Linked DNA regions of Mus musculus: all the other regions are linked to region 2. Evidence: chromatin loops called from intact Hi-C (ENCODE). Cell type or tissue: left cerebral cortex. All regions are shown on one strand. Links, peaks and the distances in the headings refer to the core of each region. The heading gives the core; the rest is flanking DNA. Region 1 has its middle 18 kb from the start of Gm36817. Region 2 has its middle 22 kb from the start of Gm45992. Region 3 holds the start of Mex3b (mex3 RNA binding family member B). Region 4 holds the start of Gm22934 (a small nucleolar RNA gene). Region 5 has its middle 21 kb from the start of Gm22934.

Region 1 (6,371 bases), core at 818-5,817, 130 kb after region 2:
CAGATTCACAGATAATATATATGCTTCCTCTTAAATCTCTCTCTCTCTCTCAGTCCCTCTCCCTCTCCCCCTCCGTGTGTGTGCGTGTGCATGTGTGCACATGTGCATGTGTGTGTGCTTGTGCATGCCTATGTGGTGTATATGAGTGTGTGGGTACATATGTGTTGTGTATATGAATGTGTGTGCCTGTGCATGGCCATCTGGTATATATGAGTGTGTGTACATGTATGTGTGCTACATATGAATGTGTGTGCACATGTCTGTGGTACATGTAGTGTGTGTGTGTGTTGTATGGAACTCAGTAATTTGGCTAGTCTTGCTGGGCAGGGAGACCCTGAAGTGCTCTTTCCTCCCCTTCCTTTGCACTGTCATTATAGGCACCAGTGGCTATGCCTGGGTGTTTTTTACATTCATGCTGGGAATTCAAACTTAAACCTTCATGCTTGCATGGCAAGCATTTTACAAAGTGATACAACTCCTCAGCTCCCTTCCTATGAAATATTAAATCTTATAATTTATTAAAAAACAATGATTGAAGTCAGTTTGAAAGTGAAAGTACTCTGGTTTTCAACCTTTTTTTCTTACAGAAATCTTGCTCAATAATTACTACTCACAGGGTGGCAAGATGTGCTCATGTGTGCAATAGTGGCAGACCTTTTATTGGGACAACCAATTGCTTTCTGGTCTGTTTGAGCTTAAGGACCTCTCCACAGAAGGAAACACTTGCCTGGTATTATAAGTGATAAGAGCCAGTAGCTGTGTTGCTCAGAGGTCCCAAAGGTAAGCCTACCACTACTTTGCTAGAGAGACATAATGTTATTTGAGTGGAGGAAAATAAGGGAAAGCTCTCAGATCACATTGAAAGTGGTTTGCCACAATCTAACTTACTGAATATAACAAGCTCTTGGAAGAATGTGTTTGTCCATTTCTTCAGTGTTTTGCTGAGTTGCTAAGTATTGTTGCCTTACAAGGTCACTAAAATAAATGTTTAATCATATGACCCTCCAAACAACAACAACAACAACAACAACAACAACAACAACAAGAAGTTTCTTTGTGTAGAAGACTACAGTTGATGCAGGAGTCTCACAACTGGCTTATCAGAGAATAAGTATCTGTGGATTGTTTGACTACAAGTGGGACAGTTATATCACACCTTCTCCCAAGTCTTAGAGTTGTTGTAGAAGAGGGGAACTTCAGAATGATTGTAAGAGCCAGAGGTTAGGAAGAGCCAGAGTGAAAAAAGTGCTTTTTGGACACATAGCAAGATGTTGAGTTCCTTGACTCTCCCAGCTGAGATGCTGTTGATGGCTTCTTGTCAAAGGGAGACATAGTTTCCTTTAAGAGTATGTTCCCTGGTTGACCTTGCTCCAGTAGATGGCTTTGCACTCATGAGTTTATAGATAGCCCAAACTGAACTAGGAGGGTTATTAAAAACTAACAGAGACTATAAAGTTGGGAGGATGAGAGAAGCAGGTGAATCTCAGAGGAGTTAGGAAGAGTGGAGAGTGAGTAAGATTAAAATATGTTGTATGGATATATAAAATTATCAAAGCATTCTTTAAAATATTATATCTAAAAATAATTATTAGTTACCACTCAACTCTAAGTCATCATTCATTTTCTTCTTGCCTATTTTCACAATCAGAGGCCACACAGGCTTCTACCACAAAGTCTGCAGAGCTGGATCAGAAGATGTTTAGAGAACCTAAGGCTATGTACTAGGTAGATGGCTCAGTGGATAAAGTGTTGGGCACACGAGCTTGAGGAGCTGAGTTCAAATCCCCAGAACCCCCATAAAGCATGGAGTGGTGGTGTCTATCTGTAATTCTAGCAATCCTATGAGAGATAAGATGAGACAGGAAAACCCTTGATAGGTTGAAGGCCTGCTTCCTGGTACCTGCAATAATGAACAACAAAGAGACCCTGCCTCAAACAGGGTAAAAGGCAAAGGATGGCCCCCAGTGCTTTCCTCTGACCTCCGTGTTCATGTAGTAGCATATGTGTACATTGGTGTGCAAGCTCACACATACACACCATGTACCACAAACACACAAAGACAGAAAGATAGCCACACACACACACACACACACACACACACACACACACACACACACACACACTCACTCACTCACTCACATATCTAAAGCTAAGGTTCAATAAATCAAAATAAAATAACATTTTGTAAGTTGCTCCTTAGGGGGCACCATTAGTTAGTTATCCCCAGAACCAGGTCTTTGCCTTGCCTTCCCTGAGCTGCCCAAAGCTATGATATTTTCTTAGATTAGATGGCCCATAACCTAGTGCTGGCTACTTAGATGCATTGTGCTGGCATTTTATTTCTGTTACTCAGGCTGTTTTCCATTTGTTTCAAGAATATACTGACATAACTGTTTACTGAAGTGTTAAAAAATCATTTTCTTAAGCTCTTTTCAGACTTTGAGAGCATCTCTTGCATCCCAGTATTTGAATATAATGATCCCTTTTCACATTCATTTTTGATATATTCTTGGTTCTGGATAGGCATGTGGTTTTCGTTTGAATCCTGGATATTTTCATATGATAAGAACCCAGAAGACCTTGGTATGTTTGTTAGTCTGTCTGTTTGTTTGCTTGTTTGTTAGTTATTGTTTTGTTTTATTATTATTATTTTTAAAGCCCTGCTGTGTTAGAAAAGGTTGATGGGTGAATGCGCTCTCCTGCAGCCTGGGGAAGGTAGGCATCCTTGTTCAGAGGATGACCCTCACGACACCAGCAAAGAGCTTCTGGTCCCTCCTATGAAAAGGTGGAGTTCCTCCCTGTGATGTCTTTATTCATGTGTATGGATTAAGATCAGCAGCAACTGGCAGGGGTGGAGGTTAAGACTCCCTGTGTAGCCCAGTGTGATGCCATTCTGAGATGTGTTAGTGAGTGAGTGAGTGTGTGTGTGTGTGTGTGTGTGTGTGTGTGTGTGTGCAAGGGATGGCACTGAATCCTGATATGTGTTAGTGAGTGTGTGTGCAAGAGGGCACTGAATCCTGAGATGTGTAAGTAAGTGTGTGTGCAAGGGGTACCAGTGTGACACCATTCTGAGATGTGTAAGTGAGTGTGTGTGCACGGGGTGGCACTTGATCCTGAGATGTGTAAGTGAGTGTGTGTGTGTGTGTGCAAGGGATGGCACTGAACCCTGAGATGTGTTAGTGAGTGTGTGTGCAAGGGGTATCAGTGTGATACCATTCTGAGATGTGTAAGTGAGTGTGTGTGCAAGGGGTATCAGTGTGATACCATTCTGAGATGTGTAAGTGAGTGTGTGTACAAGGGGTGTCACTGAATCCTGAGATGTGTAGTGAGTATGTATGTGTGTGTGTGTGTGTGTGTGTGCACGGGGTGGCACTGAATCTTGAGATGTGTAGTGAGTGTGTGTGTGTGTGTGTGTGTGTGTGTGTGTGTGTAAGGGTTGTCATTGAATCCTGAGGATCCATAAGTAGGCTCTCCACTCAGCCTTTGCTGATATGAGTTGGGAAGGGACTTTGCTCCTTTGGTGATATTAGGTGAAGTAGAGCTGAGACTGTCTCTGGGATTTCGAGAGGACTGACTTAAGTGGGTGCTTTCTGCCCACACTTGGCATTTCTCCTGCCAACTCTTTCAGCTTCATATCTATGGCCCATGTGATCAAAAGAAAACCCACAGTCCCTAGCTTCTCTCTCTGTCCTTCATGTTTCAGGGTCCTCCAGTATCTGCTTCAATGCAATATATGGGTTTTTCAGTACCAATTAGGAGCAGGGAACGGTCTGCTTGACTCTAGCACAGTACTGATCGTGTTAGAGTCCAGGAGCTGGCTCATGAGGCTGTGACTTGGGTTTGTTTTAAAGATAGAAGCTCTTGAGTCTTAACACTTCTCTCCTCATTCTTCCTGCTCAAAATATAAACCTAATGCTTAGAATGGACTGACTCTCCATCTTTCGACTTTGAGGCTGAAGTACACATGCGGCAGATGGTGGAGGTGGAAGAAAAAGGGGTCTGAATAGCTGTCTTCAGAGTATCCTGCCAAGTCTTCTAGAGGATTTAAAAATATCTATGCACACATGCTATCGCTTACAGCCTGGCCCGAGCCTGTGGGGAGACAGATCACTTGTCACGTGACTAGATGAGGCAGCAAGCAGGGCTAATACAAGTAATTCATGTCTCATGCTTCTTCCCTGCCCCCTTTCCTGAAGCATCTTCAGTGTGTCTGAGATAGCACGTCTCAACCCGTTGGTGACGGCCATCGGCAGGCAAACACACATTTCTGACGGTCTTAGGAACTGAGTCACTGCTCAGCCGCAAAATTACAGTTATGAAGTAGCAAAGAAAATAATTTTATGGTTGGGGGTTCACCACAACCTGGGGGACCGTATTAAAGGGTCACAGCATTAGGAAGGTTGAGGACCACTGGTTAGAGGGCAATAGCATGGGGGCATTCTCAAGAAACACTCATTCAAAAGACAGGAAGCCATCGCCAGTGAGTGGTCTGGAGACGGGTGCGGACAGACTTCTTGTCACTCTCAATGACATTTCAACGCAGGTCTAACGAGTAAAAACTGCACAGAACTCTCCATAAATTACAAAAACAAAAAACCCAAACCAGTTTATGCAATATATGTATACTTGCACTGAATCCTCACCACAACCTTTTGAGTTTATTATGGCTTCCTCTCTTACAGAGAAAAATTTGTCTCCTGGAACTACATCAAGTTGTCCAAAGTCTCTCACTCCCAATGATGGAGAGGCCGAGAATCAGAGTTTGACCTTGTTGATCCTGAAAGCCGTGTTCCTCATCCGGCTGTGGTGTCTTCACATTCCACCCATATAATGCAGTCTCCTCTTGTGGACTGAAATTCTGGCCTCCTGTATTCTAGATTATGCTCTCTGCTGCCCCAGGCCCAGCCTTGGTTTTGAGAAAAGGCAAAAATGTTAGCGTCCTAAACACAAGTCACAGCCTTAAAAACAATGCTCACGGTTGAGTGCTAATTGCAATCTAGGCTGTGGTTGGTAGAACCTTCTCTGTAGAGGGCCAGAGAGAAGGAATGTGGGGCTGTGCAGGCTGTAAAGTTTCTTCTGCAAGTCCTTATGTCTTATTTTTTTTACCCCAACCTTAAACAAATGCAAAACTCAGGGTCTTTGAGATGACTCAGCTGGTTAAGCTGCTGGCCACCAAACCTCATGTTCTGAGTTTGAGTCCCTAGGACCTACATACTAGAAGAACAGAGTCAGCTCCTGAAAGTTGTCCTCTGACGGCCACACATACACTGTGGTGCACATGCCCATGTGTTTATGAGCTCATGTTCGCATGCATACACACACATATGCAAAGTGTAAAAAAATATTAAAAATATGTGAAAAAAATCTTAGTTCACAGGCCATATGAGAACAGACTGACAGATGAATTTGTCAGTGAAACTGTGGACCACTGAATGGTCAAGAGCACTGGCTGTCTTTGTGGGACAAGTGTTCCATAGAGGCCTCTGGTCTGTTGTAGAGCAAGCCTCTGTAACTCCTACCTGCGTGAAAGTAGACAGTGTCCAATTCAGGGAGGTGAAGGGACTGTTCTTGAGAAGAGTGCTTCTGAGCTAGCTTACACCAAGGTCAGACTGGCTGCCACTCCATGATCTCCTATGCCTCCCTCCTATAGGCAGGGCAGAACTCCACTGTGTATTATTCTCATATTCTAGTAAGCTAAGGGCTCACTGCTTTTCTGAATGTAGACACAGCTGTATCCCATCAGGATACATATGTCAGGTGGGTATAGGCCAAAGGATCAGTTATTTCTAGAAGGTCACTGTCTTTTCAGTGGTGGTGTTGGGTGAAAGACTGTATGGGTGACTGTCCCTTGTACAGCTGCCTGCTTGTGTCCTCTACTAGCTGATTAGCTGGGTAACTCCCTTCAATCCTCTTGGTTTCCAGTTCCTCGCCAGATCCTGCAGTGACTACAGATCTGTCTGTAACCATCTTCTACTGTGGCTTTTAGCTCTTCATTTGTGGTCACGTCAAGCTTATGCTTTCCTGATTGACGTTCACATTCATTGATCAGACATCCATGTTCCACCCATAAGGATGGCTGAAAGCCTTAGTTCATAATTATTTTTACCTAATGATTAAAACCATTTGGTTTTTGCGTTATTGAGATCATGTCTGGAAAAAAAAAACCCAGGGTAAACAATTGAGAAAATATTCAGCCAGTTTAATAGCCTCTTCCTTGATACTCTGCTGCCTAGATACCACTATTTTCTATTTTTCCTTGCAATATAGCAATTTGCGCTAACATTTGTGCACAAATATGAGATTTTCATAAAAGCCAAATTGGGACTTTCCATTTCTATTGACCCAATGACATTAGCATTGTTGTAAGATGG
Region 2 (6,371 bases), core at 647-5,646:
ATAAGATTACTTTGTTGCTATGTCATAACTGTAATTTTATTACTGTTATGAATTGTAATGTAAATATCTGATATTCAGAATATCTTATGCATGATCTCCTGTGGGGGTCACAACCCACAGGTTGAGAACCACAGCTCTAGACCTTTCCTTATCCATCTCATACTGGGCTTGTCTTCTCTTGCCCAATGATTATACTTTTTACCATTTACTGTCAGGAAACCAGTGGGATTTGTATATATTTCTTCCATGAGTATTCTATTCATGGACAAAAACGTACCTTTTCCCTACCACATACATGGCACTGGTTAATGGACACAGTTGGGATCCACCACGACCCTGGGTTTCTGAAGTTTCTATCCATGGCAACCTGTGAGGGGTAATCTTGGTTGTTAAGTTGACTACATCAGGACTCAACTAAAACCCACGCATCTGGGCACGCCTGTGAGGGATTTTTCATAATCGGATTATTTGAGGTAGAAAGACCCTTCCTAAATCTGGTGGCAGCCCACATCAAAGAACAAGGAAGAAAGACACTTTTGCTTTTTGCCTGTTTATCCTCATTCTCTCTAGCAAGTTTGTCTATCCTGAAGCTGAGACACTCATTCCTTTGCTGGTATTAGAACCTACTTCTTTGTTATTCCAACATAGACTGAAGAGTAGCTGAAACATCTAGACTCAGGGATTGAACAACTACAGGGTTCTTGGTCTTTCTGTAAGGATATAGCCATGGTTGGACCCCTTGGACGATAGTTTTGAGTCACTCTAGTGAGTCCTCCTTTATGACACACAGTTCTCTTAGTTCTGTCCAGTAGAGAAGCCTGACTAATATACAAACTTATGGGTGCAGCAGACTCCTGACTAATCCATGGCCTATGTGTGCACTGAGGGAAACCATCTTACCATGAAAAATTTAACCCCGAGGCTCTGGCAGCTCCAAGTTTCACATAGAATTCCTAATGAAAACAGGCAATTGGCCGGCTGTGGTGGTGCATGCCGGTAGAATTTGCTGAAGGAGGCAGAGGCAGGAGGATCACGAGTTTGAGGTCAGCCTAGGCTACACATTTTTTTTTTTCATCCTCTGCTCCTCACCCTTTCCTCATCACACTTTTGGGGCTGGAGAGATGACTCAGTGGTTAAGAGCACTGACTGCTCTTCCAGAGGTCCTGAGTTCAAATCCCAACAACCACACGGTGGGTGGCTCACAACTATCTGTAATTGGATCTGATACCCTCTTCTGGTGTGTCGCAGGACAGCTACACTCTACTTACATATAATGAATAAATGGATCTTAAAAAAAAAGAAAATAGGCAAATTGGATGAATGACTTTAATATACAATTAAGGCTTAAAATTTCAATTCTGTCTGCAAACAGCCACATTGACCATTACTGGAGATGATTTGAATAAAAAGTTTTTCATGGTATGGGCCAGAACTTTTCATGTTTTAGCCAAAATATTTTAGTATATTTGTCAATCAGAAAATCCCCAAGAGAGACACTTTTATTTTATCTAAACACTTATATCCACATTACATTATAGCTTTGTTTCCTAAAGAAAAAAAAATCTGTTCACCACCTGCTCAAGAGGTGTACAACCTGGATTCTCAACGCTGTTGCTAAATAATGCACTAGGACTGCTCAGCATTTCCAGGGCCTCTCTGGGGACCATGGTCCCTTCAGTCATAAATCTGTTTTATTCCAAACAGATTATGCGGAATGTTTGCTTCCAGTGACAATTAACAGTTGGTTCACTTCGTTTATCCCTTCATACCAAACGGCGATGATCTTGAGGTAGATCCAGTCTCAGTGTGAAACTGAAGCACGAAGCACACCTGTTTTTGTGTATGTCTTACGAGAAGACAATTTGTAGACTAAAGGTTCTATTAGGAAAGTGGTGTGAGAGCTAAAGATTTGCTAACGGAGGTTTACAAATGCCACATTAAAGCTGCTAGAGTGTTCTGAGGATGCCTCAAGGAGGAGGCGGGGAATCGGAAGCTCATCAGTGTAAGGAAATGAACCCCGACAGGGGGACGAGCATAAGGACATATTTTACTCTACAGTGCACTGCTCTTCTAGGGAAAGGAATGTAGAATGAGCTCAGTACAATTCCTGTTGTTAGGAGTTGGTTGGGTAGGGATGGGGTGCTCAGCAGAGTCAGGGAAGTAAGAAAACAAGAAGCAGGAAGTGGGGTTAGAGCAGGTCCACAGGAAACCATGGCTGTTAACTGGCATTTATGGGAGTTGGGTTCCTTTCCTTTCACAGAGCCTGTGGGTCAGGGCTCTGTCTTCAAGATGATGTTTGCTACAAACAGTAAATTCTTGGAGCTGATGGGAGCTCTCCCAGGTGAGCACTTGAGGTCCTCAGAAGATGAGTCCTTGCGATGGTGGGAAGGGTTTGTATTTGCTGAAGTCTGCACAGGCCGGAAGGCATTTGGGAGGAATATGACTGGAATTCACAGTGACAAATCTGGTGACAGATTGGGTTCTGTCAGTCATAACTGGGTGGAGCAAAGCTAGGGATCTATAGTCATAATCAGGAGATGGGGACACATGGCCCTGAGACTGTCCCTCTGGTCTTTTCTTACTTCTCCAGCAGAGCAGGGCATCTCCACAAGCCTCAGTTTACCTTTCCTTATTTTAGTTCCTGGTCACTTCTGATGAGAAAAACAGGACAGTAAAATGGTGTAACTTAGGGTAAATTCGTTGTTCTTTCCTACAGGATGTTCCAAAATTAGAACTGGTAGAGATGAGATTTATATCTCAGGTGTAGATACTTTGATTCGGATTAAACTGCATCTGAATGAGTAATTCTAGTTCTCTGGTGACATTTCAGAGGAAGGTCCCCAAATTCTTTCTCCTGCCCATACTCACAGAGTGGGCTACTGTACCTTGTCAGTGACTGAGTCACAGGTACGTACTGGCCACCACCTTCCTCCTCCAAATCCCACCCACACCCCCATTTTGCCTTGGATGGAGGAGACATCTTAATGTACCTCATAATCAGTGTAGAACCCAGTGTACTATCCTGCACATAGTGGGTGCTTCATTTCTTATTTGCAAAACTAGTTACAAGGAACTCAAAAGTCTTTCCATTTGAGAAATGTTTATACACTGGAAATTATTCCTCAGGGACAATATTTCTCATTACTACAAGCAGATATTTGAACAAAACTATCTTAATGTAAAAGTGGATATTTTTGAGAATAAAAAAAGTGAACCATGGACAATAAATGGCAAATTGTTGAGTTTCGTCGGTGAAAGGCTTCCTTTTATTCTGATGTTCTTGGTTCGTAGGAGGGGGTGCTGTGAGGTTGTTGCTACTTGGCTGTTTTTGATGCCTGAATGTAACTGAAAATTAGTTCACTGTTCTCATGGATTTATCTGTCCAATTACTTCTCTCTAAAAACCTCTAAAATGTAGACATTCAACAGAATCCATAGACTGCTTACTCCATAAAAATACAGTTCAGGGTTTGATTCTTTGCATTCATTCACATGGCTCTTAAGAACCCTCTGTGACTGCAGTTCCAGGAGATCCAACAGTCTCTTCCGGCCTCTGTAGGCACCAGGCCCACATGTGGTGCTCAGAGATACATGCTGCACACACACACACACACACACACACAGAGTCTTAAAGTACCTCCAGCTACTCTGTAATACTGTATTAGGGTAGAAATGGATTATTCTCAGTTTTTATCTGTAGTATGTCTTTAGGATGATTTGAGATATAAATTTGACATAAGTAAAAATAGATTTTGATTTTTTCAGTCCATTTATTAGAACGACTTCCGTCCATGTTGATGACGGAGACACTTTAATGGAAACCAGGTTGGCAGATGTGTTCCACATGCTCGGCATATGTGGACAGTGAGCATGCTTTTCCGATGTGATTTGAGGCTGTGGTACCAGACTTCAGAGAACAATGCATCACTCATCGCCATCGCCCTTCCCACTGAGCAGCATCTCTGGAGCTTTTCCTTGGGCTCAGGCTGTCTTGGCTGCTTCAGAATTTTGGTGAGCAGATTGAGCGATAATTTTAGGCTTCTAAAATCAGTCTGTGTCCCCTCAGTCACATGATGTCATAAGCAGCTGGTGTTGCCTTGGCAACTTTACAGAATAAAAGTGCTGCTTTTGGTAAAACTTTTGAGTCATGTGACCTAGCTCTGTCGCTGGGGGAGGCGACATAAAATTATTACTTACATACTTCTCCACCAAAACAAACCCAGATCTGCAGAAGAGAGAAACAAACCGGAACTCCAAGTCCTATGTGAATTAATTACCAGCCTGCCATCTTCTGAAAGCCAAGTTTGTTTAACTTTGTAATTTCAACATGTCCTGCTATCTGCATTAGCTTCAGACTTGTTTTCTTTGCCTCCAGGCATCTCATGATCTGAGAAAATGCTTCTATATCTGAGAAGTCAGTGAGGCCTGGGATGGAGTGAGAAATCCAGTCTGCTGCTCGGTTCTCCCTGGTTCTCTGTGGGTCCTCGCTGCAGAGCTGACTATTGCCTCTAGTTTGCTGTATGTTTTGAGAGGGTCTGGCCTATCTTCTGGCTAGAAAAGAATTTTTTTTATTGGGTATTTATTTCATTTATATTTCCAATGCTATCCCAAAAGTACCCCACATGCTCCCCCACCCACTCCCCCACCCACTCACTCCCACTTCTTGGCCCTGGCGTTCCCCTGTACTGAGGCAGATAAAGTTTGCATGACCAATGGGCCTTTCTTTCCACTGATGGCTGACTAGGCCATCTTCTGACTCATATGCAGCTAGAGACACGAGTTCCGGGGGGTACTGGTTAGTTCATATTGTTGTTCCACCTATAGGATTGCAGATCCCTTCAGCTCCTTGGGTACTTTCTCTAGCTCCTCCACTGGGGGCCTTGTGATCCATCCAATAGCTGACTGTGAGCATCCACTTCTGTGTTTGCCAGACCCTGGCATAGTCTCACAAGAGACAGCCATATCTGGGTCCTTTCAGCAATCTTACCGAAGCGGGTTGGGAAGTAGTCACAAGACCACTTACCCAACTGACAGAGCTCTCAGCAGTGAAGCTATAACAATAAATACAAAGGGAGAATAAGCTGTCCTTAGGCTGTAACCAAGAGAATCAAACGAACACTGGTGAACTCACAGATGATGGAATGAGTAAACTAAATGGAAAAGATTAGACAAATTTCCAGTAATTCCAAATAGTTTTGGTGCGTGCTTCACCTTTGAGGAGGTGGACCACAGCTTCCCATCAAACACCTATGAGCTATAGGGGTTACTGCCCCCCAGAGACTAGGGTATGGATACAGGAGGCAAAGCAAGAAAAGGAAGCTGACAAAGGTTATTGTGGACACTGTTGTGCCACCTTGCTAGACATCAGAACCCGATAAAATGGGACAAAAAAATTGCCACCATTTCTATGACTTTACTCAAAACTCTCTCACTACAGTGTAATAATGAGCATTTTGCAGAAATCCAAATTAAAAGCTATTCTGCAAAAATAGTCATTGTGTGACTTTTCTTGGGGAGATGCGAACAAACAGCTTACTCATGCTAGATAAAGACTGACCATGGAAAGACAACTGGTCCCAAGTGTAAGTTGGTGGGTTACTGGCTTGTTTGTAGGAAAGTGGCTGAAGGGTTCCTTAAAGAGGTACAGCAACTCAAAGGCAGCTAAGCCACCCAGAGCCCCCCTCAGCATGGGTGAGGACTCAGCTGCGTCCACGGAGCTTCCCACACAGCTTGAAGGCAGTTCCACCGAAGACTCTGCTGTCTCTCAGAAATTGCCTACTGATAGTAGCATTTGGAAGGAGGAAGTCCTGTAAGTTTCATGAGTTTCCTGAGTCTGGAAACCTCCATACTTCACTCAGGGAATATTTCACTTTAGAGGAAAAGACAGAAACAGCTGGTGACAAATCCTAAGAGAGAGGTTAGGGTTGTGGGTATAGGTGACTGATGTTTCTCAAATTGTTGGAACCATTAAAACCAAACCAAACCAAACAAAAATCAACGAAGAAAAACCCCAAAAGGCTGACATCATAAAGGGCTTATTTACTGTTGAGGTCTATTCCTTTCACACCTAATTTATTAAGAGTTTTTTTATAATGGAAGTGTGCTGATGTGTCAGATGCTTTTTGTGCATCTCTTGAGGGGGCAATGTGGCTGTCATCCCTTCCTTTGGTCAGTGTGGCACATTGTATTTCCTGACTTCTGCCTGTCTGTTCATTCTCACGCCTTACGCGTGGTTATAGTGCACGATGCATTTACTCTAATAGTAGATTCCGTGTGCTAGAATTTCCTTGATGGCTTTGACTCTCGGATTTACGTTCATTAGGGATGTGGCTCTGCAACTTTCTTTTATTGTCCTTACCCAGCCTTGCAAAA
Region 3 (6,371 bases), core at 884-5,883, 57 kb before region 2:
AATAGTTTTTCTAAGATTTGTTGTCCTCAAGTATACTTCATCTTAGGAGTTCTCCTTAAGAAAACGAATAAAAACTCCATTGTTGAAAACATTACTGAATGACCTGATGAGGAAATTGTTAGGACTTTCCCCAGTGTCTTGGGGGTACTGTGTTAGGTAAGAGCCCCTGAATTAAAGCTTCCTAGACTTGGAGGTAAATCTGCCTCGGTTGGGATCAGGGACTTAGCTACTTTTCATCTGTAAAGTGGGTACAAGGACAGTCTTTGACTCAAGGCAATTATGAAAATTAAACCTTACATTATGTTGGAAAGCATTTATAAACTGCCTGGCACATCATACGTGTGTAATAAATATTATCTGTGATTACCAACATCGCTCAAAGTCATGTTGTTGTGGCTGGAGTCATTTGAACTGTTTCCTAGAGACTGAATTATTCATGTGTGTACTTAAGGAAATTATGCCTTCAGGGCTATTCTGCCTGGCTCCCTCATTCATCTAATAAGCAGGTATTGAGTTCCTAAGTAGATGCTACATGCTGTAAAGCTCTGATCTGTATAAATTCTTGCACCTCCTTCACTGAAGCACAGCACACTTACCTCGTCTGCGAGGTCCTGCCAGGACGCTGGGTGGATTACCCTTTGCACATTAGCCCCTCTGTGTAACTGGTTTCCATATGAACAATGGCTCGGGGAAGAGTCCTTTCCCTCACCATCTCAATCATTTTTGTACCAATGCTTTACTCGAGCTCAGGCACACGGATTGAAGTGAGCTAGCTTTCTTTCACGTGGAGATTTGAATTCCTCCTGCCATGTATTCAGTCTGCAAGATGTGTGCAAAACAGCTTTGCAGACCTCTGGAAAGGAAAACAGGCTGTGTTACTGTTTGCTTTCAGGAGATAACTTGAACCTTTCATAATTTATAGCAGCTGAAATGCTCCTTGACGGCCCATTTTCTGCACACTCTTCTCTTATAATAATAAACATAATATGGCTGCATGAAAAAGCCCTTGGGGGTATGGGGTCCTGTATCAGGAAAATAGTTAAGCTCTTGGGTCCAATAGGAGCCTGGAACAATCTAAACAAAACAAAACAAAACAAACAAACAAACAGAAACTATGGGATTAGGGTATGTATTTAAAACCAGAAGCAGGCCTTGCAAGTTGTATGGTGTCTTATAAGACATTAATTGAAAATGAAATTATTTCATTTTTTTATTATTAAATTATTTCTAGAAATTATTATTTCTAGAATTATTTCTAGAAATATATTCAAGGGTCTGAAAGCATTCCAGATGCTCCATTGCATGCAAGCAGAGAAGGGTGGTGGCTGGTAGGAAGGCACCAGCCAGCAGCTTGTCATCCACACATACATGAGTTCCCTTTGTCCTGGTCTCCGGTTAAGACAGCCCACCGGAAGATGGGTACTGGCCTTTTCATAGTCGGCACAGACACAAAAAGTCCAGCTGGAAATGGAGTCTGGCGTTGTCAGACATAATTTCTAGCACATCAATCATCGTGCAACGCTCTCAGGGATGTATTCAATACAGTGTCTTCAGAACACTGATTTTCACAGCTTTCACCAAACAGGCTCTTTGTCTGGACCTACCTGGACCTGTCTAGATGGTCATGAATTGCTAAGGTCAGAGTTTCCACCTTTCTTTCATGTGGGGCAAAATGTGTGATTTCATCCACCTTTCATAGTTATAAGCAGGTGCCGTTCCTGCTTTCATCCAGCAGGGAAGAGTGACATTAAACATGTCACCTTGGTGAAGCATTGCATTCACCTTCCTGCTAATGAGACAGGGTCCCCAGGGACTTCCTGAAGAGCCAAATCCTCCAAATTTTCAGGAGCAACTCATCTGAAATCTTATTACAAGCAGGTTCCAGGGGGAATAGAGTTATGGCAGGCTTGCAAAAAATCTATGGGCAAGCTCCCTGCAGCAAGTTTCCTGAGGGACCCTCCATCCCAGTTACACGTACACAATCAGTTTCGTGTTCGTTTTAAAGGAACAGCAGTGGACCCCAAAAGGAAGCTAACATGTTGTGCTTGCAAGGTGAAAACGGGCTTTTCAGAACTGCCTCTTTTGTTAACGTTTAAAAATCAGGATATCACGTTGTAACCCAGACTGGTCCAAAACTCACTATATAGCCCAGGCTGTCCTGGAATTGGTTGAAATCCCTGCCCTCCCTCACCCTCTCAGATGACAGGCAGGGGCCTCGCGGCCAGGCTCTCTTTTGCTTCTTGCCGTCATGAATGCTCTTTCATTACTCTTTCTAGGCAGGGCGCTTTTGCTCCAGTACCTAGTTTAGGGTCCTCAAGTGCACTCCTTCCTCATTCACAAACCAATTTGACTCCGAGTTCATAAGCAGGAATTCTCTACTGGTCAGCGAACTCTCTCTGCACCACCATTTTCTTACCCCCACCCCCACCCCGTCCACTCCCGCCCCTTATAGAACTGATTCTTTGAAGAAAAACACAGCCAGCTTGGGGAAGCTGACGTAAACATCCTGAGGAAATAGCCACAGTAAAGCCGCACCTCAGCCTCATTTCCCTAGGGAAATAATCAGCACCTCTGCCCCGAGACAGCTCCAGGTGAGTTTGGAGCTTGGGATCACCTTCGCACGCTTGGAAGTGCAGGCGCTGGCAGAACAGTCCGCTCCCAAGTGCACTGCCAACCATTGTCACTTTTAACCACCCAGGCATTGGGCAGGGGAGGTATTGTGGATAAAAGCCGAGGTGCGGGGTGATCCCTTTTTTCTGGGTCCCTCAGATCTGCCCCAGGTCCCCAGGGTCGCCCCCAGCGGGGAAGGGGTTCTCCAGTAAACCAGTCTGCGGTGTACACAAGTCGCCTCGGAATCACCAGGAGGCGTCTCTCCCGGCAGACCTTAACAGGATTAGGGAAAGCCTGGACTACTAGCCTGCAGGGCGCAGGGGCGCGGATAAACAGGCGGGCTCCGGGAACAAAGGACGGAGAAGCGGATGCGCTTTGAGCAGGGAAGGGGCGTCCTCCTCTCGCAGGAGGGAGATGCGCCGAGGCCCGAACCCCGCCCCGGCCCGCCCCTCAAAACCTCCTTTCTTTTCGCTTGCGCTCGGAGGCTATCGGTGGAGAAGCCAGGAGGGGGCGCAGTTCGCCTTGGCCGCCCGCTAGTCCTGTCGCACCCTTCCTCCGCCGCCTCCCCCAACCCGAGAAGCGCACAAAGAGCGCCAGGCCCGACCACACACCTCCCGGCGGGGCCGGGCTGGGCGGAGGGCGGGGCCGGCGCGCTCTGGGCTCCTCTCAGGCACTGCGCATGCCTGACCGCAGGGAGGGGCGGGCCTGGGAGCGGCGGGCGCGCACGCCCTCACTGTTCCCGGGCAGTGTAGGGCTGGCGTCCCGGCAGTGGGCGCGCGGCGCTCGTGCGCGTGTGGGAGCCCGCGGGGTCTCAGTCCGCGCGCCAGGCATGTGCGGGACCCTAGAGGTCACCTGCAGCGGTGCGGGTCGGGCCCTTTCTGCAACCGGTTTCTGGTTTTGGCATTCGTTCTTTCAGGGCCACTTGGGCAAAGTGCTACCCAAGGGGACGGAAATGTGAGCGCGCGCGCGAGTGGCAGTGTGGGCGGGCGTGTCTTTTGTGTGGCGTGCGCTCCCGCGCAGGTGGGCAGCTCGCGCCCAGCAGTCACAATACCAATGGGGCCCAGGATCTCGAGCCTTTGGTTCCGCGTCCCAGGGTTGGGCCGCCCTGTGGTACAGATACCTTGTACAGTATACCGTCCACCTAGTGGTCGCGTCGGCTCCAGGGATGCTTTATTTGGGGGCAGTAACGGGACTTTAGAAGGACCGCTCTTTGGAGCTTGGCGGCTGGCATCACAGTTGGGCGCCTTTTCTTCTCAACCTGGAGAGGAAAGAGACTTGAGGACAGTGGTTGTCCTCGGCTGATAGGTACATATAAATGTCCCGAGCCAGCCGGTCCCGCATTAGACAACAAAGAGAGGCGTTCGCGGCGGCGGCGGGGGAGGGGCGCGGCCGGGAGGAGGCCGGGGCGGGCTGCGGCGAGCTCGATGGGGGTGGCGCTGGCTCCGCTCTCTCAGCCCCGGCCTCCGCCCGCCCCCGGCCTGGCGCGCGCCAATCGCCTCCCCCAGCGATAGTGTCAGTAGCATTGTAGTGTCAGCTCCCGCCGGTGACGTTGCGCCTCCCTCGTCCCCCTCCGGAGCCGTCTGGCTGCAGAGGCTCAGTCAAGAGGCGGGTAGGAGAGGAGGAAAAAGCGCTGAGTGAGGGCGGGCGGGAGGGAGGGAGGGAGGGAGTGGAGGAGCCGGGGAGGGGCTCCTTAAAGAAACGCTGCTGTCGCTCGCCTGTTCGCTTTGCGCTCGGCATTGTGGCCAGCCAGCCGGGCACTCGGGGGGCACGCGCGGCCGCCGCTCGAGCTCTGCCCCCACCCCAACCGCCAGCAGATCTGGGGTGGGGACCCAGGCGGGGGCTCTTGCAGCCACTGCCCGGTGCGGATTGCACGCAGAGACCCACTCCTCCGAGCGCCGAAAAACGAGCCACGGAGCCCTCCGCAGCCGACCGGCCTCCCCGCCCCTGACTGCCGGCTTCCCGGCTGCCTTTGTGGCTGCACCTTCTAGCTGCCGAGCAGAGAGCCGGCTGGGGCGCGGCGCGCACGGCGGAGCGATGCCCAGCTCGCTGTTTGCAGACCTGGAGCGCAACGGCAGCGGCGGCGGCGGGGGAGGCGGCGGCGGGGGAGGCGGCGGTGGCAGCGGCGGGGGAGAGACTCTGGATGACCAAAGAGCCCTGCAGCTTGCGCTCGATCAGCTCTCCCTGTTGGGACTGGACAGTGATGAGGGCGCCTCTTTGTACGACAGCGAACCGCGCAAGAAGAGCGTGAACATGACCGAGTGCGTGCCGGTACCCAGTTCCGAACACGTCGCGGAGATCGTAGGGAGGCAAGGTGGGTCCGGCAGGGATGGGGACCGGAGGGGTGTGTAGGATCTCCGCCACCGCCTCACTGTGAGGGCGGGTGCAGGAACGGGAGCTGTGGCGCGGGGGAGCCTTGGGGAGGGAGGAAGAGCCGCGCGATGGGCCGGCGCACTAGACAAAGAAAGTGCAGGCAGGCTGTCTTCCACAGCGGCGCCAGTGCCGCGGCGGGATGCACTTTCTCCTGCTAAAATCACTGCCTTTTCCTCTAGTGCTCCAGACTTAGTCCACTCTAGGAAAGATGTTTAAAATATAATATACTGGGGGAGGGGACCTCTGGTGGTCCTTTGGGAGGGGGCAGTATGGGGGGGGGTCGTCCGAAGGGATGAGGATTCGGGATTTCTGCAAAGCGGAATGGAATAGAGTCCAGGGAAGGAACAATGGGTCCCAGGACTGCCATTCTCTTAACCCCACCCCTAGTCCTCCAGAGTCTAGGGATCGCGGCTTCCCGGGAGCCCCTGGTCTTCAAGGCAATCAGTGTGCTCAGTTGGATACCAGCAGCATCCCCCTAGATGACTTTTCTGGGGTTCTGCGCTTTGCTTGGGACGACTGCAGTTACCGGGGGAGGGCCAGGCAGCCAATGGGCTATTTATTCCTCGAGCGTTTCGAGGACAGAACCGGCGGTCCAGCTCCTAGCGCGGTTCGGGGTCAGCGAGGGAGACGCCCCCTTTCTCTGGTCGCGTGTTCTGCTGCCCAGCTGCCTTGGGCGCGGGCTGTCCCGGGTCTCCGCGGTTATCCTGGGATAATGGGCGTGTCTCTTTCTCTATTTCTCCTACTCCCTCCCTTGAACCCTGGCTTCCAGGTTGTAAAATCAAAGCTTTGAGGGCGAAGACCAACACTTACATCAAGACCCCAGTTCGCGGGGAGGAGCCTGTCTTTGTTGTGACGGGCAGGAAGGAGGATGTGGCTATGGCTCGGAGGGAGATCATCTCTGCCGCAGAGCACTTCTCCATGATCCGAGCCTCTCGTAACAAGAACACGGCTCTCAACGGAGCTGTGCCCGGACCGCCCAACCTGCCGGGACAGACCACTATCCAAGTGAGGGTGCCATACCGCGTGGTAGGGCTCGTGGTGGGTCCAAAGGGCGCCACGATCAAGCGCATTCAACAGCAGACACATACATATATTGTGACACCCAGCCGAGACAAGGAGCCAGTTTTCGAGGTGACTGGCATGCCAGAGAACGTGGATCGCGCTAGAGAGGAGATCGAAGCTCACATCGCGCTGCGCACCGGTGGCATCATCGAGCTGACAGACGAGAACGACTTCCATGCCAATGGCACAGACGTGGGCTTTGATCTGCATCACGGGTCCGGCGGGTCCGGGCCGGGCAGCCTCTGGAGCAAGCCCACCCCAAGCATCACTCCTACACCTGGCCGCAAGCCCTTCTCCAGCTATCGCAACGACAGCTCCAGCTCGCTTGG
Region 4 (6,371 bases), core at 469-5,468, 70 kb after region 2:
ACAAATACCCCAATCTGTATCTCTATCTGTGTAATTAAATGTTGCCTGTAGTTACCCAAGCAGGAGGCAAATTCTATAGATGTTTATTTTATTTAGCGTAAGCTTGACACTACACCTCTTCAGTTCAATGCTTTGATGGGATCAGGGTGACCATAAACCACTTTTTTGAAAGATAAATCTTTTTGTCATGTCCAATCTTGTTTTAAAAATAATTTTATTACATCTGTTTATCTGCCAATCTATCTATCTATCTATCTATCTATCTATCTATCTATCTATCTATCTATCTACCTATCGTTTATCAGTCTATCTATCTATGATATATCTATTTGTCACCTATCTTTGTCTATAGGCATGCATGTGTGAGCAAGCAGGTACTATGCCACAGTGTGCATGTGGAGGTCAGAGAACAACTTTTAGGAATGGTTCTTTCCTTCTATCATGTGAGACCTAGGGACTGAATTCAGGTTGTCAGCCTTCTCAGCAGGCTCCTTTCCCTGGGGAGCTATCTAATCTCATAGCAGCAAAAGGCTTATCGGTGAACCTTTGCTCTTTTCTTATCTGCTTTGGGAGATGGACAGATAAAACAAAAGAGCCCAAAGGATATAAAGATAACATCGGCAATAACAACAACAATAACAACAGCAACAGTAAAACCTTTGGAACTCTCTCTCAGAAACATTATCCAATAAAACAATTAAGTTGTCTAAGAAATGAATTAGAAGAGACAGAAGTAGGGTTGTAGTACTGCTCAAGAAAAGACTGGGAATATTAAGTAGTTAAATATAATTATTTCCATATGCTCTTAAAACAAAGTGCATCTAACATGACAGTGTACAATGGACACTTCTGTTAAACTAGAGTTTTGACTATGCTGAGTCATACTGACAAGAGACAAAACAGTGAAGGCAGGAGCAGAGGTGCAGGAACTAAGTATGTCCCCTGACCACAGGCCTGCTCTAGACATTTTAGCTTTGAGTTTTGATGTTTCAGAATCCTGTTTTCAAACTTTAATGATAAAACTAACACATAAGACTTTTTGAAGGCTAGAGAGATAGCTCAGTGGTTAAGAGCACTGGCTGCCCTTCCAGAGGTTCTGAGTTCAATTCCCAGCAACCACATGGTGGCTCACAACCATCTGTAATAGAATTTGATGCCCTCTTCTGGTGTGCATGAAAACAGAACACTTGTACACATTAAATAAATAAATAAATAAATCCTTTTTTTTTAAAATAGACTTTTTGAGGCTTACATTTAAAATTCAAGAATGTTCATAGGCATAAAGTTCAAAGTCAGCCAATGGTCATATCATTACAGAAAATAACATCAGCAACATGGTATGAAGTCTAAGAAAACAGGAAAAATGTCTCCTGGGACTTCACACCATGAAACAGGCATCAGTAAATTCACAGTATTCATGACAGTGAACACAAATAAGTCATGTTACTTAAATAAAAATAATTAACTTTACTTTGGGGTTAAAAAGTCCAGTAAATACATTCTCAGTATAGATTGTTTCTAAAAGGCACATCATCTAAAACATAGAGAAAAGAAGTAATAACCGTTTTTAAAAGGTATAGAATAAATAAAACCAAATAAAATAAGAAAAACCAAAATATTGGGTTAACATCCAAACAAATCATTTAAAAATTACAAATAAAACACTTTTGTAGTGATGTGCAATTAAAATTAAAGGCATAAACATGAAATTTGATATAGGTATATTTTAATTCAATTTGATAATCATTACAATTACAGTGTGGACTGGAAAAAATATTTATTCAATAAATAACATGTCAACTCTAATGTTATTCTCTTGACAATAAAAGATTATTACATAATGACCTCAAGAAGAGTAGATTATAATCTGGAAAAGAAGAACTTTAGCTCAATAGCCCTACATCTTAGAAAGATTAACCAGCCCAAACTAAGAATACAAAGAATTTGGGTAATAACATTATGGATTTCAATCAAATAAACTAAGTTGAAATTGTATCTTGCAATCTTGAATCAAATTGAGAAAGACTTCCACAATTCAGAAGAGAAGAACCAAACAAGATTGAAAAACTGAAGCTCTCTTTCCATCTATGTCAAAACTGGCATTTAAGAAAGGACACAGGGGTCTGTGTGGTGGTTTTATTTATTAAATATACAGGAAAGAGAACAAAGAAATATATGGGAACTTTCCTTTTTTATTTACTAAGATCCTTAGCAATAGAATTGATGTACTCTCTCTCTAATACTACCAGTCTATTTCCACAGTAGAACAACCACTTTGCATATATGAGGCCTGGATTCTACACCCAGACTGCAAAAATAGTCATCCAAGTTGAGTTATGAAAATAAGCAAGTCTTGGTCATACTCTGGCAAATTGAGACCAGCCTTCTTGAAGCTGGGTTAAATTCATAACCAGGTTTAGAACATTCCAGGAATGCAATAGTGACTTATTATTAGAAACATCTCATGACATGTCCTTGGATCAAAAGAAAATATTCTTGGTAGTAAAAATGGCATTTCTTAAAATTTAAATTCAATTACTGATAAATAATAATGAACCAAGAATGGGAAATCTGTCTTGACACCATCAAGCTTTTCTCTTGGTTTCTGTTTCCAGTTAGATTCTAGCTGTTGCTGCCATCCAGTGCCAGGCCTCTGAGTGCTAATAATCTCATGTGAACTTAGTAGGACCATAAAGCAGAATTAGTGGAGCACACACATCTGAGCTTCTGATGAGAATAATATCAGAACAGAATAATAACGGAACAGAATAACACAGGTCTGAATTATTAAGGAAAACAGATATGCCTTTGATAGACTCATTACACCTGTGAGTATCAAGCAAGAAGATAGCAGATTCACGGGGCTGGCCATGTCCACAGAGATGAGGGAAAGATGGAAAACCTGCTCTTTGAGGACCCTTTGAGTGGTGATGGTTGAGTTCTGTTGACTGACATCAATTAAAAGAATATTTTCCCACAAGACCCTGAAGAATTCCAGACTACTCTAGAGACATCTATGGGAATGAATAGAGAAAAACAAACAAACAAAAACAAAAACAAAAACAAAAAACCCCAAACAAACAAAACTTGGATTTACCAAGTTTCAGCTAGGTTGCTTTACCCAGGTAGCTTTCTGTTTTCCTATGCATGTGGCCACTATTCTTGGGATATAACTAAGTATTCTCACACACCACTCCATAAGTATGCAAAAAGAATTTTTCAATAAACATTGTTGGGTGATACGTCACACATACAAAAATACATAAGACATATGTGAGCAGCTTGGTGAATCATAAAATGTACACCCACGGACCCTCCCTCCAGCTGAGGCAGATATTTCCAGCACTCCACCGTGCTGAGCTCTGGTGTAAAATATATCAAGTTTTTACCCCACCCATCCCCATGGAGTAATCCATGATCCCACGTTCATGTTTATTATCCATTTCTGGCTTATCTTTATGTTTCAATGCCTCTGTATAACCCACAAAATAAAACAGTTCTATTTCACCCGTTTTAGAGCTTGCTGACTGGATACATTCTGTATGTGGTTGTGAGACCACGAGACTTCCAGGCGTCCATCAACACGGGGGCAATAGACCAAGAGCTCAGGAGCCAAACTCTGAAATGAATAGATGTTTGTACCACACGCTGTTCGCTGGCACTGACTGGCGGAGGTGAGAACATGAAGGCTGATGTGTTTCTTAGGCAAATCTTCTGTGGACACACCTCGGGGCAAGGGTCACCTTTCCTAGAATGTACTGTAACCTATCCTGATTCGGCCTGAGCTTTCCTGTCTCTGTTCCAGCTGTCAGCCCACATGCAAACTGAGGCTCTTCTAGAGTTTGTCCAGTTCTGCTACCATCTCCCACAAAGCTATTTTCTCTAAATAAAATTCCTAAACACTTAATTGCACCTTGATGGATGCTTCTCAGAAGACTTGAAAACTATACCCTCCAACACTTTTGACTTTTGTCTCAAACTACATTTCATGTAGTGTGTGTGTGTGCGCGCGCTCCAGTCATAGGGCACATGTGGAGGTCAGAGGGCCACTCCCTGAAATCAGATCTCTGCTTCCACTCCGTGCGTCCCTAGGATGAAACTCGGGTTGTCAGGCTCTCAGGCAGAGCCTTGACCCGCTGAACCACCTCAGTGACCCATGGGTGCCATATTTCTTACAGTAATGGTTTCCCTTTGGCATTCTGCTGATGCTGATGTGTGAATCTATTCATTTTCTCCACTGTGTAATTTCAGTTGTTTTTATGTCAAATTCTACTTCTGTCTTTGTCTGTTGGCAGGTAAATTGATTGTTTCTTTTTCTTTTAAACTTCATAGTTTAACCAGAGACTTGAAAACAATGTTCCGTGAGCCAGATCTGCCTGCTTGCTGTGTGAAAACTATGAGAAAAGTACTTAAGGAAGGATTGATTTATTCTGGCTCACAGTTTAAGGATCCAGTCCAACAACCATTGCAGGGAAGGCATGGAGGCAGGGGCATGAGACAGCCAGTCATATCACATCATCAGTCAGGTAACTGCAACAGATAAATGCTGACTCGAGCTGGCTCCCTGATCCTCTGGTACTCACTAAAGGATTTCAGCCCAAGAAACGACACTCGTTCAGAGTGAGCTGTACCTCTTCAGTTAAACCTGTTGGGAAACACCCTTACAAACTTGCCAGAGGTGTGTCTCCTAGGAAATTCTCAGTCCATCCAAGCCAGCAGTGCAGATGAGTTGCCTACAACATAAGAGCAATGATATGTGAATGTGAAATTCAAATGTCATGGTTCATAACAAGTTTTGTTGTGTAGAAGATGTTGCTGGATGTCTGTCCCTAGAGGTGTTGCGGGTGTGGCTGCTGTGTTACATGTGTGTCAGTAGGTGGCAGAGAGGAGAGAGGTTATTTCTATGCTTAGTTCTCTAATCTGTGAACATCTGAATGATAAGTAGTCTAACAACCCCTGAAAAAAACTGAGCCTGAGATAACCACCAGTCCAGTTCCATTCAGGCCCAGACAGGCTCTCAGAATGCGGAGTGAGCTGGAGACTAGAAACCCACCTGGGACTGAGGGACCTTTGTGGGAGTTAGCCTTAGACAGATGACCCCTGCATGGGACAACAAGGGCGGTCCAGATGAGGAGCAAGCCCAAGATAGCCACCAGTTCAACACCATGGGACCTGGACAGGAAGCTAGTCTGAGATGACCAGCAGTGTCACTCAGGTCTGGGGGAGGGGGCAGACCATACCTGAGATGACTCCTCTCTGGCTCCATAATGCACAGATGGGACATAGCACTCCTGACACCACTCCTGAGATGACCCCAGATACTCAGAGACCCCTGGCAGCACTAAGAGGAACAAATATGTGGTAGAGAGATGAGAGAGTAAGAGAAGGATGCGAACACAACAAAGAGAGGCAGAACTGGAGACTTGAGGCAGTGAGGAACAGCCTGATGTGAGTAGCCGATGATGCCACCTGGGGTCACATTTGGGTCAGTGGCCCTGCAGCAGCAGGGGTCTGTTACCACCAAAGGTCAGGTGGACATCCCTGGTCTGGGATGCTGCCCAGGGACATGTTGAGGTCTGAGGGCTGGACAGAACTGGTTCCGCCCTTGCCTAAGCATCCTAGGAGATCTGACCCTGGGGTCCCAAGAGCAGGAGAGCTGGCCTTGACCCTAGCTAGCCGTAGTACTCTGGAGAGTGGCCCCACATATTACCCAGGATGCACAATAAAGCTAGAGCTGAGAGGTGAGCTGGCCCTGAGGGTATAAGCATGGGAGTGGTGGCCCTGCCTCTCACTAGCTGCAGCACTTGGGAGAGTGGGCCCTGTGTTTCACCTGGGCAGCACAGTAGAGCTGACCCTGGTGGCAGAAGCATGGGTGAGCCTACTCTGAGGACATGAGCATGGGAGAGCTGCCCTGTCACTTGTTTGCCATGTGGTGACATGAGTGAGGGAGAGATTCCTCTCTCTTGTCCCTTGCCACCTGTCTTAGTCAGGGTTTCTATTCCTGCACAAACATCATGACCAAGAAGCAAGTTGGGGAGGAAAGGGTTTATTTGGCTTACACTTCCATACTGCTGTTCATCACCAAGGAAGTCAGGACTGGAACTCAAGCAGGTCAGAAAGCAGGAGCGGATGCAGAGGCCATGGAGGGATGTTCTTTACTGGCTTGCCTCCCCTGGCTTGCTCAGCCTGCTCTCTTATAGAACCCAAGACTACCAGCCCAGAGATGGTCCCACCCACAAGGGGCCTTTCCCCCTTGATCACTAATTGAGAAAATGCCTTAGAGTTGGATCTCATGGAGGCATTTCCTCAACTGAAGCTCCTTTCTCTGTGATAACCCCAGCTGTGTCAAGTTGACACAAAACTAGCCAGTA
Region 5 (6,371 bases), core at 912-5,911, 93 kb after region 2:
CCTGTGGTAAAACTATAAACTAGTCATCTAAACATGAGAACAAAAACGATATAATTAACAGGCTGCAGGACACCAGCCAAACAAGGTTGGAGAACAGCAGGGTGAGCAGAGGCCAACAGCAAAGCTAGTCAGAGATGGACAGATAGAGGGTTTAATGCATGGCTACCCTTTTATTAAGCCAACGGTGGGCAGAGTGTGTTCCTTTCCATGGTGGGGCCAGGAGTGTGTTGGTCACTCCTACCCTGGCTCTACACACGAAACACCTGGGGAAGCAACCAATCTCAATAATAATCATCTCAGTTTTTGTCCACTTTTAGCCAGAAGTTGTATAAAAACCCATATAGCATGGCTGAGTTTCCCCCTCCTAGCCGTTCTTGGAATCTTTTTCACTATCAGGAATTTCTTTGATTTGCTCCCAAATTCCCACCTGTCTTTGATTTTCTTTTCTGGAGCTTGTTTTTAACTTTGCTTATCTGTGTTCATCATGTCTTTAACCATCACAGATATAAACAAGGCAAGTTACTTGAGAGCCACTGTCTCTGCTTGGCTTTTGGTGATCATTGACCGCTCAGCACTTGAGTCTTCAAGTCAAGCACATCTGGATTGAGAAAGCACATCTCCACCCTTGTGTGGCTGGTGTCCTTCAGTTCCACCACTGCTCTTCTCAATCATTAATGTCACAATGTCATTTCTAGAATGCAAAATGACATCTTTAAACATAATGTGTCCCAAACCATAAATTAATAACTACTCTTAAAATGCACCGGTGTCTCAAGTTCTCTAGAATCATGAAGTGGGATTTCAAATCAAGGGCCCACTACCATTGGACTCTAGATTAATAATTGTTTAATGTTTTCATCTCTTCAACCATGTTGAAAAGGGGAAAAAAAACCACAGTTACAAATTACTGTGATACTAACTTTATAAAACCTCTTTACTTAAGTCTTTCTTAATCTATCAGTGAATTGCTCTCTGCTCTTTAGGCGTGACATAGAACTCCTTTGAGCAATCATTTTAGTTACATGGTTACACTGGCAGGGTTAGTGGTACTGAAGACCATAGTCTTTGCTTATTATGAGTAGTACAACTTCTCACTTTTGCCCTATATACTGATATACTGATTGTATTTTTTTTTTGGTCTTTTATTCTTTTAATACACAAACCCATCACCTCTGGACTCACGTACCGCTGCTGAGGAACCTGCTTATACCTCTACTGACGACCATGACTGTGGTTCTCTCTTGCTACCTCTGAGGTTTTCTCAGTCTCTTGACAACCTGACTACTGTATGTCCTAATGTAGGTTCTCTGAAGTCTTCCCTCTCCTGTTGGTTGAGCTCTTACACGCAGGTCCCTCATTACATCTGAGGCGTCTCCAGCCACTGTGTCTTTAAGCAATCTTTCTGTTCACTCTTCTTTGTTTTCTCTTTCTGAGACATCTACAAGGCTTCTGTTGCAGCTCCACCCTATCCTCGCTACGCCTCGCCCCATCTCTACCTTTCTCTCAGACTCACCCACTGCTCTCTTCCTCAGGTCTCCTGATTCTTCCTTGTGTTCGCTCAAGTTTTCCTTTGAATCACTCCAGCAAACTCTGTACTTCAGTTTTAGGATGTTCCATTTCCAGCTTTCTTTTTCTTTCTCTGTATGAATTACTTTCCTGACATCTTACAGGGCATCATTTAGGCTTTTGTGCATTTTAAAGACGCTTATTGAACGTGTTTTGTAGTCAGTAAGTCATTTAACCACTAGGCTTTCTTTGGAAAAGGTTGTTTTGTTTGTTTTTTTAAAAATGCATTTTGATTTTTTGGTTGTCATTATTGGGAAAAAAATGACTGTTTTGACTTAAGAATTTGGTAACTTCAGAAGTCAAATCCTTCCCCTAGTCCGGGAATGTTTTTAACTTGATTTGACTTTTACCATTAAAGACTCTCTCTGTGCTAATTGGTGAGCTTCATGTTGATCAGGTACTCAGATGTTTAGTGACTTCCTCTGTTCTCTTGTACTTGCTTTTTAATTATTTTAAGTTAGTATGAAAATAGTGGGTTCCATTAAAACACACACACACACACACACACACACACACACACACACACACACACACACACTTATTTAATCTGTATTTATATATGAAGGTGACCCTTTTTCTCTTCTTTCATGTTAGCCTCTTTTTTGGTCTTCCTTTTATGCCTTCCCCTCCCCTCTCACAGTTCCTTTCTGCTTTCATGTCCTTCCTTCCCCCACCCCCCTCCCTCTTCCTCCCTCTCCCTTCCTCTCCCTCTCCCTCTCCCTCTCCCTCTCCCTCTCCCTCTCCCTCTCCCTCTCCCTCTCCCTCTCCCTCTCCCTCTCCCTCTCCCTCTCCCTCTCCCTCTCCCTCTCCCTCTCCCTCTCCCTCTCCCTCTCCCTCTCCCTCTCCCTCTCCCTCTCCCTCTCTCTCTCTCTCTCTGTGTGGGTATGTGTGTGGTGTATAAATCCAGACTCCATATGTGGGAGACACCATATGAGGAACAATATCTTTCTGAATCTGGCTTGTTTTTATGAGTCTCAGTCTGGATGTCTGACATCTAAAGGGGAAAGATAAAGACAGGAAAAAGGAAACATTAAGTCCATCTTTCTGCAAGTGTGTGACATGGTCACTCACCTAAGCATCTTCACCTCCATGCTGTGAAACAGACATCAGTGCTCAGAGCACAAGGCTTGGAAGGCAGGTTCTCGATCACTTATCACTGCTTCTCAAGGCTGCATGGCAGCTGTTCCAGAGACATGTGGCCTGCAGCACTGGAGGGTGTGAAATGAGTGACCAAGAGCAGAGATGGATGGAGCCTAACTGCAGTTTGCTGGGTGTGCCTTCCTCTGGAAGATGCGCAGTCTTGACAGACTCCAGTTTTCTGTGGTCACAGCAGACAGGCTCTGCCAGTGAGCCTGTTCTCAGGGAGGAAAGGCAGGTTCCTGGCTCTTTCTTCCCACTGTCTTCCCAGAATCCAGAAGATGTATTCTGATGCATTTTGCATTAACTCTTGGATCCCCTGTGAAAGGCAACTGGGAGGGCGTTAGTGACCTGCCAGCCTGTGGATGAGCGAGCTCTCACAGCTCACAGTAGGATTCTCGGGGGGCTTTTGTTGTTTGCTTTTACCTTTTTATCCCCAACACAATTAGGGTGTCATTCTAGCTTCTTTGAAAGGCCTTTGACATTGGATAAATTCTTATTTGTAGCCACAGAAACAGGATGAGATGGACGGCGTCATGAATAATTTCAATGAATATTGCAAAAGCCCCCTTCTCTAAAAGCTGAAGTAGCTTCCAGCAGAATAGTGTGTTTTTGGACGTGTGGCTTCCTCTCTCTCCTCTGCAGTCATTATATTTAAAACCCAAATTTGAATTCTTTAAAAAGCCAATGTGCAAATTCCCTCAGATCACTTATGTATTTTTTTTTTTTCGAAAAAGGAATCGCTTCCTTCCTCCCTTGGCTATGAAAATTAACCAAGGCCCTGTGCAGGCCTTGGCTGCCACCAGCAGAGCTGCAACGGGAGAGCCCAGGTGCCTGGGGAGCCTCAGCCAGTGTGTGTGTGCCTCACGCTCAGTCAACATGGCTCATTAACAGCAGAGAGAAGATTGTGAGACTCAGGGTAGCTTTAAAAGCCTCATACCTTATAAAATCCAATTACTAGTTAGAGTGAATGGTGATGTTAAATATAGTTGTTCCACTATAAAAGGTATGAAAGCATCCCTTAATAGGAACTGAATGCAGCTTTCAAAAATGCATTTTGATTAGAAAACAACAATAACAACAACAACCCCCCAGAAAACAAAACAAAACAAAACAAAAACCCCACAAAAACCAAAAAAACCAAAAATATCAAGCAAATGAGACTAACTCCGCTAGTTTCTTCAGTCTGTTCAACTGTATTTCTATATATATATGTATAGCTATATCTGAAAGTGCATATTCACAAACACACCTATATGTATCGTTTATGTGGGTCAGAGAAGGGATATTTCGGATGGAGTTATAATCAATGTCTATGTCTAATTAGAGGAGAGGTACTACCTGGCCCCAGGTATGTAACATTTCATACTGATGTGAACACAGAGGTGTAACCTGGAGTTAGAAGCTCATAGGCTCTGTGTGGAGCTGTGGATAGGGTGGGGGTGGGGGACTGCATGGAGCAAAGGGCCTCAAATCCCCTTTAGGGATGGATGTCAGTCTATTTCCCAAGGCAACCTTCCTCAGTCCCTTCTTCCCAAGAGTAGCTGCTGCAGAGCTGGGCCCGTGTTGCTAAGTAGACTGCTTTTCTTGGGATGAACATCTTCCTGGAGATGTCATCTAATTTTAGGTTGCAGGGGATGAGAACGACGCAGCAGACTCTGGCAGGAAGCAGGTGTCAGATCTTCTCCTTCACACTCTACTTGGAGATGCAGCTAAGGAGGGCACTGGGAGGCTCTGTTGCTGACAGGAAAGGTTGAGAAAGACACAAATCTCCACATGGATGGAGCATGGATCCTAGCAGAGCCAGGACCCGGCTGCATCTGAGCAATTGGCAAAGTATTTCTGCCCAAATCCCACAGGTCAAGGGAGCCAGGGAATCACTCTGCAATGAATGTTGTGTGAGCATCTGCATACGAAGGTACAAGCAAGAGAAGATATGAGGGAGAAATGGCAGGGGACAGGGAAAGCTTCATTTATTTTTCAATTTCTCTTGGTAAATTTAAGCTTCTATTAGTATGAAGTGGACACTGCACTGGGTGATCGCAGAAGCTGTCTTCAATACAACTTTGTTACAAGATGGCAGTTAGGGCTGGAGGGATGGCTCAGCTGTTAAGATCACTAGATGCTTCTACAGAGGACCTGGGTTTAACTCTCAGAACCCATATGGTGGTTCAGAACCATCTGCAACTCCACTTCTAAGGTATCTGACACCTGCCTCAATCTGGACTCCCAGGGCACTGAACACATGTGCTGCACAGATACTAATGCAGGCCAAACACCCACATATACAAAATAAAATAATGATGAAGTAAAAACCATAAAACAAAGCCCAGTGCCCCCAGCTGTTGAGATAGTCCAATCACTGAAGTGATTGTCATACAAATATGAGGACCCAAATGAAGTTCCCAGAGTGCATACAAAAATGGGAACACTGGATGTGATGGCATGTGCTTACAATCCTGGCCCTGGAGGTGGAGACGGGCAGATTCAGGAGGCTCAGTAGCCAGACATCTTGACGTACTTGTTGAACTCCTTCCTGGTCAGTGAGAAACTCCTGACTCAAAAGCCAAAGAGAACAAAACCCAAGGTTAACATCCGATTTCCGTATGTAAGCCTACACATGCAACTACACCCATGCCCACACACCCCACACACAGAGGCACATAAACACAGACACTCACAGACACACAGACATACTTACACATAGACATACACACAGATACGTACACAAATAGACAGGGACACACTGACAGACATACACACAGACGTACACACAGACATACATACATACATACATACAGACAGACAGACACACACACATACTACTTTTTACTTTGAGGTGAGAGATTACCTATAGATTGTCAATAGTTTTAAAAATGCTCTCTTTCTTTGCCCTCATTCCCTTCCTCACATTCGGATGACCACCCAGACCCTCCTCCATCTTGACACTCATTCCTTCACTCTTATATTCTCTCCCAAACATTATTATTTGCCAAATAGCACAACTGGTAAAGCAATAAAAGAGAAACAAGCCATTTATTTCTCTTTTTTGTAAACTTATTTATCAAAAATACCTCTATCGATATTTTGATAGCCTAGAAAGATAACACAAGTTTATTAGAATAGATTTACAGTGATAAACAGGTGTGAAAAATAATGATTACTTATAATGTCATTGTCATGATTACTGTGATATCCTGGATTACTGTGATAGACCTGGAACCCAGTGGTCAAGTTCTCAGGCCCTGACTCCATATGAATGTACTCAGTGTCAGATGAAAGATGCCCACAGGTACCACGGCATCTCAGAGCAGCTGCATATCTCTTGTAGTGTAGGCATCTCATGTTCAAAGTGAAGAATGAACCTGGAGTCAGAGAGTTAATTTATCTCTGGGACTCTCATATTGTCATCTTGTATTCTTGCCATTTTGTCAATCAGAAACCATAATGCCAGCAGTGAGTGTGTCCTTGGAAAACCCTGAGCCTAACACTCCTTAAGCGGAATTTCTTGAAATTATTATTATTATTATTATTATTATTAATTAGGCATGAGTGTCATGGTGAATATGTGGAGGTCAGAGAATGTGCAATCAGTTCTCTCCTCCCACCTTTAAGTGAGTCAAGGGAATTGAACTCAGGTTGTCAGGCTTAGATTGTTGGACAGCAAG

The links. A loop is a pair of places that touch in the nucleus more often than their neighbours do. Peaks named below come from ENCODE experiments on the same cell type or tissue, not always from the same donor. Only the 100,000 strongest peaks of a DNase experiment are listed, where the experiment ranks them.
Region 1: it touches region 2 in a loop (10-fold over the local background); 3 of 42 quality-filtered maps call a loop at or near these places.
Region 3: it touches region 2 in a loop (8-fold over the local background); 5 of 42 quality-filtered maps call a loop at or near these places.
Region 4: it touches region 2 in a loop (9-fold over the local background); 3 of 42 quality-filtered maps call a loop at or near these places.
Region 5: it touches region 2 in a loop (8-fold over the local background); 4 of 42 quality-filtered maps call a loop at or near these places.

What each region holds. Positions count from the first base shown.
Region 1 is chr7:83,052,655-83,059,025 of GRCm38, forward strand. No RefSeq gene overlaps it. Among named protein-coding and RNA genes, the nearest start is that of Gm36817, 18 kb to the left of the region's middle. In left cerebral cortex, for the core only: no CTCF peak of the experiment used is centred there; DNase peaks (open chromatin) are centred at 3,662 and 3,978; H3K27ac peaks cover 934 bases.
Region 2 is chr7:82,919,853-82,926,223 of GRCm38, forward strand. No RefSeq gene overlaps it. Among named protein-coding and RNA genes, the nearest start is that of Gm45992, 22 kb to the right of the region's middle. In left cerebral cortex, for the core only: no CTCF peak of the experiment used is centred there; DNase peaks (open chromatin) are centred at 3,552 and 4,068; H3K27ac peaks cover 2,513 bases.
Region 3 is chr7:82,863,007-82,869,377 of GRCm38, forward strand. Mex3b (mex3 RNA binding family member B) reads left to right here and starts at 4,327. Exons shown (of 2, transcript NM_175366.3): 1 at 4,327-4,921; 2 at 5,750-6,371. The coding sequence starts at 4,645. Gm36584 (a long non-coding RNA gene) reads right to left here and starts at 4,290. Exons shown (of 5, transcript XR_003946820.1): 1 at 2,536-4,290; 2 at 597-853. In left cerebral cortex, for the core only: CTCF peaks have their summits at 3,116 (motif pointing right) and 3,755; DNase peaks (open chromatin) are centred at 1,526, 1,854, 2,236, 3,213 and 4 more places; H3K4me3 peaks cover 3,878 bases; H3K27ac peaks cover 3,537 bases.
Region 4 is chr7:82,990,013-82,996,383 of GRCm38, forward strand. Gm22934 (a small nucleolar RNA gene) reads left to right here and starts at 4,823; the gene lies at 4,823-4,954. In left cerebral cortex, for the core only: no CTCF peak of the experiment used is centred there; DNase peaks (open chromatin) are centred at 3,332 and 4,638.
Region 5 is chr7:83,012,418-83,018,788 of GRCm38, forward strand. No RefSeq gene overlaps it. Among named protein-coding and RNA genes, the nearest start is that of Gm22934, 21 kb to the left of the region's middle. In left cerebral cortex, for the core only: a CTCF peak has its summit at 3,487; DNase peaks (open chromatin) are centred at 1,425, 2,554, 2,816, 3,490 and 1 more place; H3K27ac peaks cover 2,634 bases.